Linked DNA regions of Homo sapiens: region 2 is linked to region 1. Evidence: chromatin contacts called from ENCODE POLR2A ChIA-PET data. All regions are on one chromosome and are shown on one strand. Each heading gives the region's core, a stretch centred on a gene start or an enhancer-like site at or near the end of the contact. The rest is flanking DNA. Distances are from core to core; before and after follow the strand shown. Region 1 holds the start of DPPA5 (developmental pluripotency associated 5). Region 2 overlaps EEF1A1 (eukaryotic translation elongation factor 1 alpha 1).

Region 1 (3,952 bases), core at 841-3,340:
CAGGAAAAAGGGAGCTTGGGCTGCAGGTGGAATGGGAGATGGGAAATTGAAAGTTTATTATGACTGGGTGTAGTGACTCACACCTGTAATCCCAGCACTTTGGGAGGCTGAGGCAGGCAGATCAGGAGGTCAGGAGTTCGAGACCAGCCTGGCCAACATGGTGCAACTCCATCTCTACTAAAAATACAAAAATTAGCCAATGTGGTGGGGGGTGCCTGTAATCCCAGCTACTCAGGAAGCTGAAGCAGGAGAATTGTTTGAACCCGGGAGGCAGAGGTTGCAGTGAGCTAAGATTGTGCCCTGTACTCCAGCCTGGGTGACAGAGCAAGACTCCATATATATATATTTGATTATTTGGCCAGGTGTGGTGGCTCATGCCTGTAATCCCAGCAGTTTGGGGGGCCGAGGTGGGCAGATCACTTGAGGTCAGGAGTTCGAGTTCGAGACCAGCCTGGTCAACATGATGAAACCCTGTCTCTACTAAAAATACAAAAATTAGCCGGGCATGGTAGCTGGCACCTGTAATCCCAGCTACTGGGGAGGCTGAAGCAGAACCGCTTGAACCCGGGAGGTGGAGGTTGCAGTGAGCAGAGATCGCGCCACTGCACTCCAGCCTGAGCAATAGAGTGAGACTCTGTCTCAAAAAATTTAAATTTAATTTAAAAAATAATAAAAATAAAAACAAAGAAACCCAATTCACTCTACATACTTTAGCATGTTTCTCCTGAGAATAATGACCTTATCTTACATAACTGTAGTACACTTATCCCACTCTAGAAGTTCTAAACTTTAGAAGTTTCTAATACTACTTTGAAATATAGGGCATATTAAAATTTCCTTCATTGTCCTGAAATGCATCCCCCATCTTTGATTCAGAATTATTTGAACTATGCACACAGCATTTAGTGTCTTAGTCAATTAATAAAACAGTCCTCTTTTTGTTTTTCAGATATTGAACCAGAAATCCATTTGTCCCATTATTGGTGATGCTAACTTGGGTCAAGGTGGCTTCTTCCAAGTCTCTACTGTAAAGGAATGTTTTTTTCTCCTTTGCAATTCATAATCTGTGCCTAGGGCTTCCAAACTTGTGACTATCTAGTTCCTCAACAGTCTTCATCTGATAGTTTTAGCTATTGATGATCATTTTCTAAATTAACTACACTGGTGGTTGCAAAAGAACCCATTGTGTGTGTGTGTGCGTGCGTGTGTGTGTGTGTGCGTGCGTGTGTGTGTGAAGAGGTCTGCCTTAAGAAACCCTCAATAATGGACAGCTGAGGGGACATTAGATGTTACCAGGACTGGAAATGCCAGCTTAATCACCATCTGTAAAGCCATAAAACAGTGAAATCACACTCTCATCGAGTGACTCCAGTGCATCGCTCCAAACACTATGTTTAAAAAACGAATAAACCAAATTTATTTACAGAGGAGCCAGAAGCCTGGACCGGTTTTGGCTGGAGTGCGCAGGCAGGGCACAGGTGAGCTTTATAATCCGGGTAGGTTCAAAGACTCTAGAGCCAGGGGCTTCGAAGAACGCTAATCCCTTTAGGTAAGATAATCAGTTTCCGAATTTCGGTTTTCTCTTTTGTTCAATGGCAAGAGTTCCTCCAGAGTTCCCGGGACGTTGTCCGGGTCGCCAGCAAAGTGGAGCCGCGGGTCCTGCTCCTTAAGGCCGAGGGGATACGGACCCTTCTTTGGAACGTGTGAGGCAGGAACTCGATTCGGCAGCTACTGGGTGGTCCTCGCACCCTCAAGCCTGGACGCCCGCTTTCCGAGGTTCAGGTCCCACCGGTTGTTCCCTAGAGGAAGAGGCAAGAGCACCTTGCCCCCAGCCATTCCCAAGCCCATGGGATTCTGGTGCGAAAGACACAGGTCAATGCAGGTGGAAACCCTAGTTAACTTGGAGACAGCTGGGCCCGGGTGAGGCTCTCCCGAAGTCGCGGGAAGCGGAAGAGTTGGCAACCTGCTGGACCGCAGCCAGGGCGGCGGGGCATGGACTCAGGGTCCTGGCCCGGGCCGGGGGCGGGGCCTGGCCGGGGGCGGGGCCACCAGGTGCGAGGCTTTATCGCCCCTGAGCCTCGGCCGGCGTGATTAGGCCTGGTTTGCGCTGGAGAGTGGTCTTGGTTGTGAGGGTCATAAGATGGGAACTCTCCCGGCACGTAGACATATCCCGCCGTGGGTGAAAGTTCCCGAAGACCTGAAAGATCCAGAGGTGTTCCAGGTCCAGACGCGGCTGCTGAAAGCCATTTTCGGTGAGTGTGCCCAGTACTGGCGGGCTGCCCCGGCTCGGGAGTCTCAGCCGGCCCGGGGATCTCATCTCTTTTCCCCAACAGGCCCGGACGGATCTCGAATCCCTTACATCGAGCAGGTGAGCAAGGCCATGCTCGAGCTGAAGGCTCTGGAGTCTTCAGACCTCACCGAGGTCGTGGTTTACGGCTCCTATTTGTACAAGCTCCGGACCAAGTGGATGCTCCAGTCCATGGCTGAGTGGCACCGCCAGCGCCAGGAGCGAGGTGAGAGGCCCAGAGACTGGGTACGCGGAACACAGGCTCGCGGGGGCCGCTTCGCGCCTCTCCTCCAGCCCTCTCCTCTTTCTCCTCTCTTGCTCGCTGCCAGCACCTTGGGCGTCACCAGGGGTGCCCTTGGCATCTGGGCCTTCCCAAGACCCCTTTGGGAATGGGGGCCCCAGAATGCCGGCCGTCGGTCTTGGAGACCCAGGGGTGAGACTATGGTGAAAGGCGGCTGGTGCTGGACCCACTGGGCAGGGTTATCTGAGCTATCTCAACCGTCTCCCCGCCCCCTTCAGTTTCTTGGAGAATGTTCGAATGGGCCGAGTAGTCTCGGGTTCCAAGGTTCTGGGCCTGACTCTCAGGCCCAGAACGCCTGGATCAGAAGTCCCAGAAACGAACCCTGAAAGAGGCGGAGAACAGTCCGGGCGCTTACTATTTTCCCCCAGACTCACGCCGCTGTTGCTATTTCTGGTGCAGGGATGCTCAAACTTGCCGAAGCCATGAATGCCCTCGAACTAGGCCCTTGGATGAAGTGAACCAGTTTCCAGCCAATGCAATGAAGCCGGGTTGCAGAGATTAGGTTGTGGCCAGAGCTAGAGTGATTCCTTAAGCTTGTTTTAAAATCTGCTCCAGCCTAAAGAGTTAAGGGAAAACCATTTGTTCCCTTAAAGAGTTAAGGGAAAACCCTTGGCTCTGAGTCTTGTTGTGAATATTTCTTTGATGATTGTTAATAAAAAGTGTTTTTTCTTTTTTCCCATTTTTAAAAATAACAATAAAGTTTTAAATAAGTTGATAGTTCAGTGTGGTTGATGGATTGTAGGTACTACCTTAAATATCTCTGAAGCACAGCTGAAGTGTGGCCCTGAGCTTAACCCTTAATTGAAATCCTCCAAAGACAAAATGAGGGTCCAAAGGCACACTTGGCTAGTGTCAAAAAGGGTGGAGGAGCCAGGGTCCTGAGATGCAGCACTGAACTAAAAACCTATGGGAGATGTGATGATTGTCTCAAGTGACCTGGACTCACTTGAAAACAACCCTATAATAGGTTGACATTTTGTATATAAGCTGAAAAGCAAATGTGTCCAACAAAAATATGGGAAGTCAGAACCATTGTTAGTGTAGCATGTTTTGTGTGTGTTTTTTGTTTGTTTTCTTTTCTTTTCTTTTTTTTTTTGGAGACGAGTTTTTCTCTTGTCACCCAGGCTGGAGTGCAATGGAGCGATCTTGGCTCACTGCAACCTCCTCGACCCCCCTCCCCCGCCCCCACCCCTTTCAAGCAATTCTCCTGCCTCAGCCTCCCGAGTAGCTGGGATTATGGGTGAGTAGCTGGGATTATGGGTGAGTAGCTGGGATTACAGGTGTGAGCCACCGTGACTGGCCAAAATCTCAGATTTTCAAAGGGTTTTGCTCTCTTCTCCCAGGTGGTCCATACTCAGGGGAGA
Region 2 (4,399 bases), core at 1,407-3,906, 160 kb before region 1:
TGATTGCCTGTCACTAAAACAGGCCAAAAACTGAGTCCTTGTGTTGCATAGAAAGCTTCATGTTGCTAAACCAATGTTAAGTGAATCTTTGGAAACAAAATGTTTCCAAATTACTGGGATGTGCATGTTGAAACGTGGGTTAAAATGACTGGGCAGTGAAAGTTGACTATTTGCCATGACATAAGAAATAAGTGTAGTGGCTAGTGTACACCCTATGAGTGGAAGGGTCCATTTTGAAGTCAGTGGAGTAAGCTTTATGCCAGTTTGATGGTTTCACAAGTTCTATTGAGTGCTATTCAGAATAGGAACAAGGTTCTAATAGAAAAAGATGGCAATTTGAAGTAGCTATAAAATTAGACTAATCTACATTGCTTTTCTCCTGCAGAGTCTAATACCTTTTATGCTTTGATAATTAGCAGTTTGTCTACTTGGTCACTAGGAATGAAACTACATGGTAATAGGCTTAACAGGTGTAATAGCCCACTTACTCCTGAATCTTTAAGCATTTGTGCATTTGAAAAATGCTTTTCGCGATCTTCCTGCTGGGATTACAGGCATGAGCCACTGTGCCTGACCTCCCATATGTAAAAGTGTCTAAAGGTTTTTTTTTGGTTATAAAAGGAAAATTTTTGCTTAAGTTTGAAGGATAGGTAAAATTAAAGGACATGCTTTCTGTTTGTGTGATGGTTTTTAAAAATTTTTTTTAAGATGGAGTTCTTGTTGCCCAGGCTAGAATGCAATGGCAAAATCTCACTGCAATCTCCTCCTCCTGGGTTCAAGCAATTCTCCTACTTCAGCCTCCCAAGTAGCTGGGATTACAGGCATGTGCTAATTTGGTGTTTTTAATAGAGATGAGGTTTTTCCATGTTGGTCAGGCTGGTCTCAAACTCCTGACCTTAGGTGATCGCCTCGGCCTCCTAAAGTGCTGGAATTACAGGCATGAGCCACCATGCCTGGCCAGGACATGTGTTCTTAAGGACATGCTAAGCAGGAGTTAAAGCAGCCCAAGAGATAAGGCCTCTTAAAGTGACTGGCAATGTGTATTGCTCAAGATTCAAAGGTACTTGAATTGGCCATAGACAAGTCTGTAATGAAGTGTTATCGTTTTCCCTCATCTGAGTCTGAATTAGATAAAATGCCTTCCCATCAGCCAGTGCTCTGAGGTATCAAGTCTAAATTGAACTAGAGATTTTTGTCCTTAGTTTCTTTGCTATCTAATGTTTACACAAGTAAATAGTCTAAGATTTGCTGGATGACAGAAAAAACAGGTAAGGCCTTTAATAGATGGCCAATAGATGCCCTGATAATGAAAGTTGACACCTGTAAGATTTACCAGTAGAGAATTCTTGACATGCAAGGAAGCAAGATTTAACTGAAAAATTGTTCCCACTGGAAGCAGGAATGAGTCAGTTTACTTGCATATACTGAGATTGAGATTAACTTCCTGTGAAACCCAGTGTCTTAGACAACTGTGGCTTGAGCACCACCTGCTGGTATTCATTACAAACTTGCTCACTACAATAAATGAATTTTAAGCTTTAAGATGAAGTGGCATTTCTTTTAACAGTTACTATGTTGGAATTGGTTACAAATTTTGGAGTGGATTTCAAAAGTGAGAGCTAACTTCAGTTGATTTCAAGGTAGTGCTTGGCTTTTTTTGTTTAGACAGGGTTTTACTCCTGCCCTGGTTGGAGTGGAAGTTAACGGCTAACTGCAGTCCTGACTTCTGGGCTTAAGTGATCTTCCCTGAATAGCAGGGACCACAGGTTTTTGCCACCACGCCTGGCTAATTTTTGTATTTTGCCATGTTGCCAAGGCTGGTCAACTCCTGGGCTCAAGTGATCTGCCTGTACTGTATCTTTCCCAGTTAATCTGATATTTATCTTTTAAATCTCAGATGTGCCAGGGCCTCGGCAGTGACTCAAGGAAGAACCCATGTGCTCTTAGTGGGACACGATTTGTTCAGACCTACTAACCTCAACCCAGTTTCAGTTCTTTATAGTGGAGAATGTTGACAGTTTACACTGACAGGCCACATTTTAGCATTGTGTTATCTTCATGGTTTTTTTTCTTTTGAGATGAAGTTCCAAACTTAGTAACTTACCATTTACTTTTTAGTGTAATTCTAAAAGATTTCATTCAGCTAGAACTACCCTGATATTTAACTGTCCTTTTTCTCTTACCTAATTATTGGCAATTAAACATTTTTGTCATTTACTTTGGGACTGTTTTTAGCAGGCCCATGGATCTCAAGGTTTAGTTTTGTGGGTTCTATGGGAGACAATGACAATGAAGATAAACGTTAATGTTGCAATAATTCTAAGCAAGGGATATTAGAAAATGAAGCAGGCCAGGTCATGGCTCACGCCTGTAATTCCACCATTTTGGGAGGCTGAGGTGGGGAGATCACAAGGTCAGGAGTTCAGACCAGCCTTGCTAATATGCTGAAACCCCATCTCTACTGAAAATACAAAATTAGCTGGGTGTGGTGGCAGGTGCCTATAGTTACGAGGCTGAGCCAAGATCACACCACTGCACTCCAGCCTGGGCGACAGAGAAAGACTTCATCTCAAAAAAAAAAAAAAAAAAAAAGCAAAAGGCTGGGCGCAGTGCCTCGAATCCTAGCACTTTGGGAGGCTGAGGCGAGAAGATCTGCTAAATACAAAAGAAAAGCAAGGTGTGGTAGCACATGCCTATAGTCCCAACTGAGGCTGAGGCAGGAGAATCCCTTTAGCTTGGAAGGTGGGGGTTGCGGTGAGCCAAGATCTTGCCAGGGCACTCCAGCCTGGGTGACAGGGCAAGACTGTCTCAAAAAATAAAGATGCCGGGTGCAGTGGCTCACGCCTGTAATCCCAGCACTTTGGGAGGCCGAGGTGGGCGGATCACAAGGTCAGGAGATCGAGACCATCCTGGCTAAAACGGTGAAGCCCCCGTTTCTACTAAAAATAAAAATTAGCCGGGCATGGTGGTGGGCGCCTGTAGTCCCAGCTACTCGGGAGGCTGAGGCAGGAGAACAGCATCAACCCGGGAGGCGGAGTTTGCACTGAGCCGAGATTGCGCCACTGCACTCCAGCCTGGACGACAAAGTGCGACTTCGTCTCAAAAAAGTATATATATAATAATAAAAATTAGCTGGGCATGGTCGTACACACCTGTAGTCCCAAGCTACTCTGGGGGGTTCAGGCAGGAGGATCGCTTCATCCTGGGAGGCTGAGGCTGCAGTGAGCTATGATGGTGCTATGTACTCCAGCCTCGGCAACAGTGAGACCCCGTCTCCTAGGTTCAAGCAATTCTGCCTCAGCCTCCTGAGTAGCTAGGACCACAGGTGCCCACCACCACACCTGCCTAATTTTTGTATTTTCAGTAGAGACCGGGTTTTACCATGTTGGTCAGGCTGGTCTCCAACTCCTGACCTCAGGTGGTCTGCCCGTCTTGGCCTCCCAAAGTGCTGGGGTTACAGGCGTGAGCCTGTATATATCAGTAATCTCTTACTTTTTAATGGGTGTATGACAGTTTGTGTATTCATTCCCAGCTGAGGGGCATTTAGTTGTTTCCAGTTTGGGGCAATTATTAATAAAGCTGCTATAAATGTCCACATATAGTTTTGTATGTAATAATGTTTTTATTTTACTTGTGTAAATAGCTAGGAAAGTGATTACTGGGCTGAGTGGCAAAGCGTATGCTTTTTAAGAAACTGCCGAGTTGTTTCCAAAGTGGTTGAACCATTTAGTAATTAAGAGATCAACTTTTTTGAGGAAGACAAATAGACTACCTGAGTGTTAAACTGATATTTTGCAGGTCAGTGAAGTAATTTGTTTATAAAATATTGTGCTTACTATGTTCTAGGCACCGTTCTAGGCATTGGGGATAGAGCTATGAACAAAATGGACATGGTTATTGACCTTTGAGTTTATAGTTAGTGGGGGAGATAGAGATTCAATAAATAAAATTAGCTACTTTTGAGTTGTGATGGTACTATGAAGGAAAAGAGAAATATACCATGAGGGAGAAGAGTAAATGAAAGGGACATAATTTAGACTGGCCAGAGAAGGTATTTGCCAGGAATAGCTGAGACCTGAAGGATAAGTAGGAGTTAGGGGAGAATATGACAACATTGTGTGTGTAATATATATATGCATACACACACACAATGTTTTCATATTCTCCCCAACTCCTACATATAATATATATAATTATATACATGCATACACACACACACATACATATATATTTATTTTCTTGAGACAGAGTCTCGCTCTGTCACCAGGCTGGAGTGCAGTGGCTTGATCTCGCCACACTGCAACCTCTGCCTCCCAGGTTCAAGCTATTCTCCTGCCTCAGCCTCCCAAGTAGCTGGGACTACAGGCACATGCCACCATGCCCAGCTAATTTTTGTGTT

What was found. ChIA-PET counts read pairs that join two places held with the same protein, here RNA polymerase II (POLR2A).
Region 2: POLR2A ChIA-PET joins it to region 1 with 10 read pairs in activated T-cell. The contact joins the enhancer-like site here to the promoter of DPPA5 in region 1. POLR2A ChIA-PET finds 5 or more read pairs at or near these places in 4 of 52 experiments (H1, WTC11, activated T-cell and 1 more).

What each region holds. Positions count from the first base shown.
Region 1 is chr6:73,352,414-73,356,365 of GRCh38, reverse strand. DPPA5 (developmental pluripotency associated 5) reads left to right here and starts at 2,090. Exons shown (of 3, transcript NM_001025290.3): 1 at 2,090-2,252; 2 at 2,334-2,513; 3 at 2,988-3,303. The coding sequence starts at 2,141. The coding sequence ends at 3,046. RefSeq lists enhancers at 2,037-2,536, 2,537-3,038.
Region 2 is chr6:73,512,893-73,517,291 of GRCh38, reverse strand. EEF1A1 (eukaryotic translation elongation factor 1 alpha 1) reads left to right here. Exons shown (of 8, transcript NM_001402.6): 8 at 1-1,542. Among named protein-coding and RNA genes, the nearest start is that of EEF1A1, 5.9 kb to the left of the region's middle. RefSeq lists a silencer at 1,672-1,966. Within about 2 kb of position 2,656, at least 18 of the 41 ENCODE cell types and tissues checked have a DNase peak (open chromatin) inside an H3K27ac peak, as active enhancers do.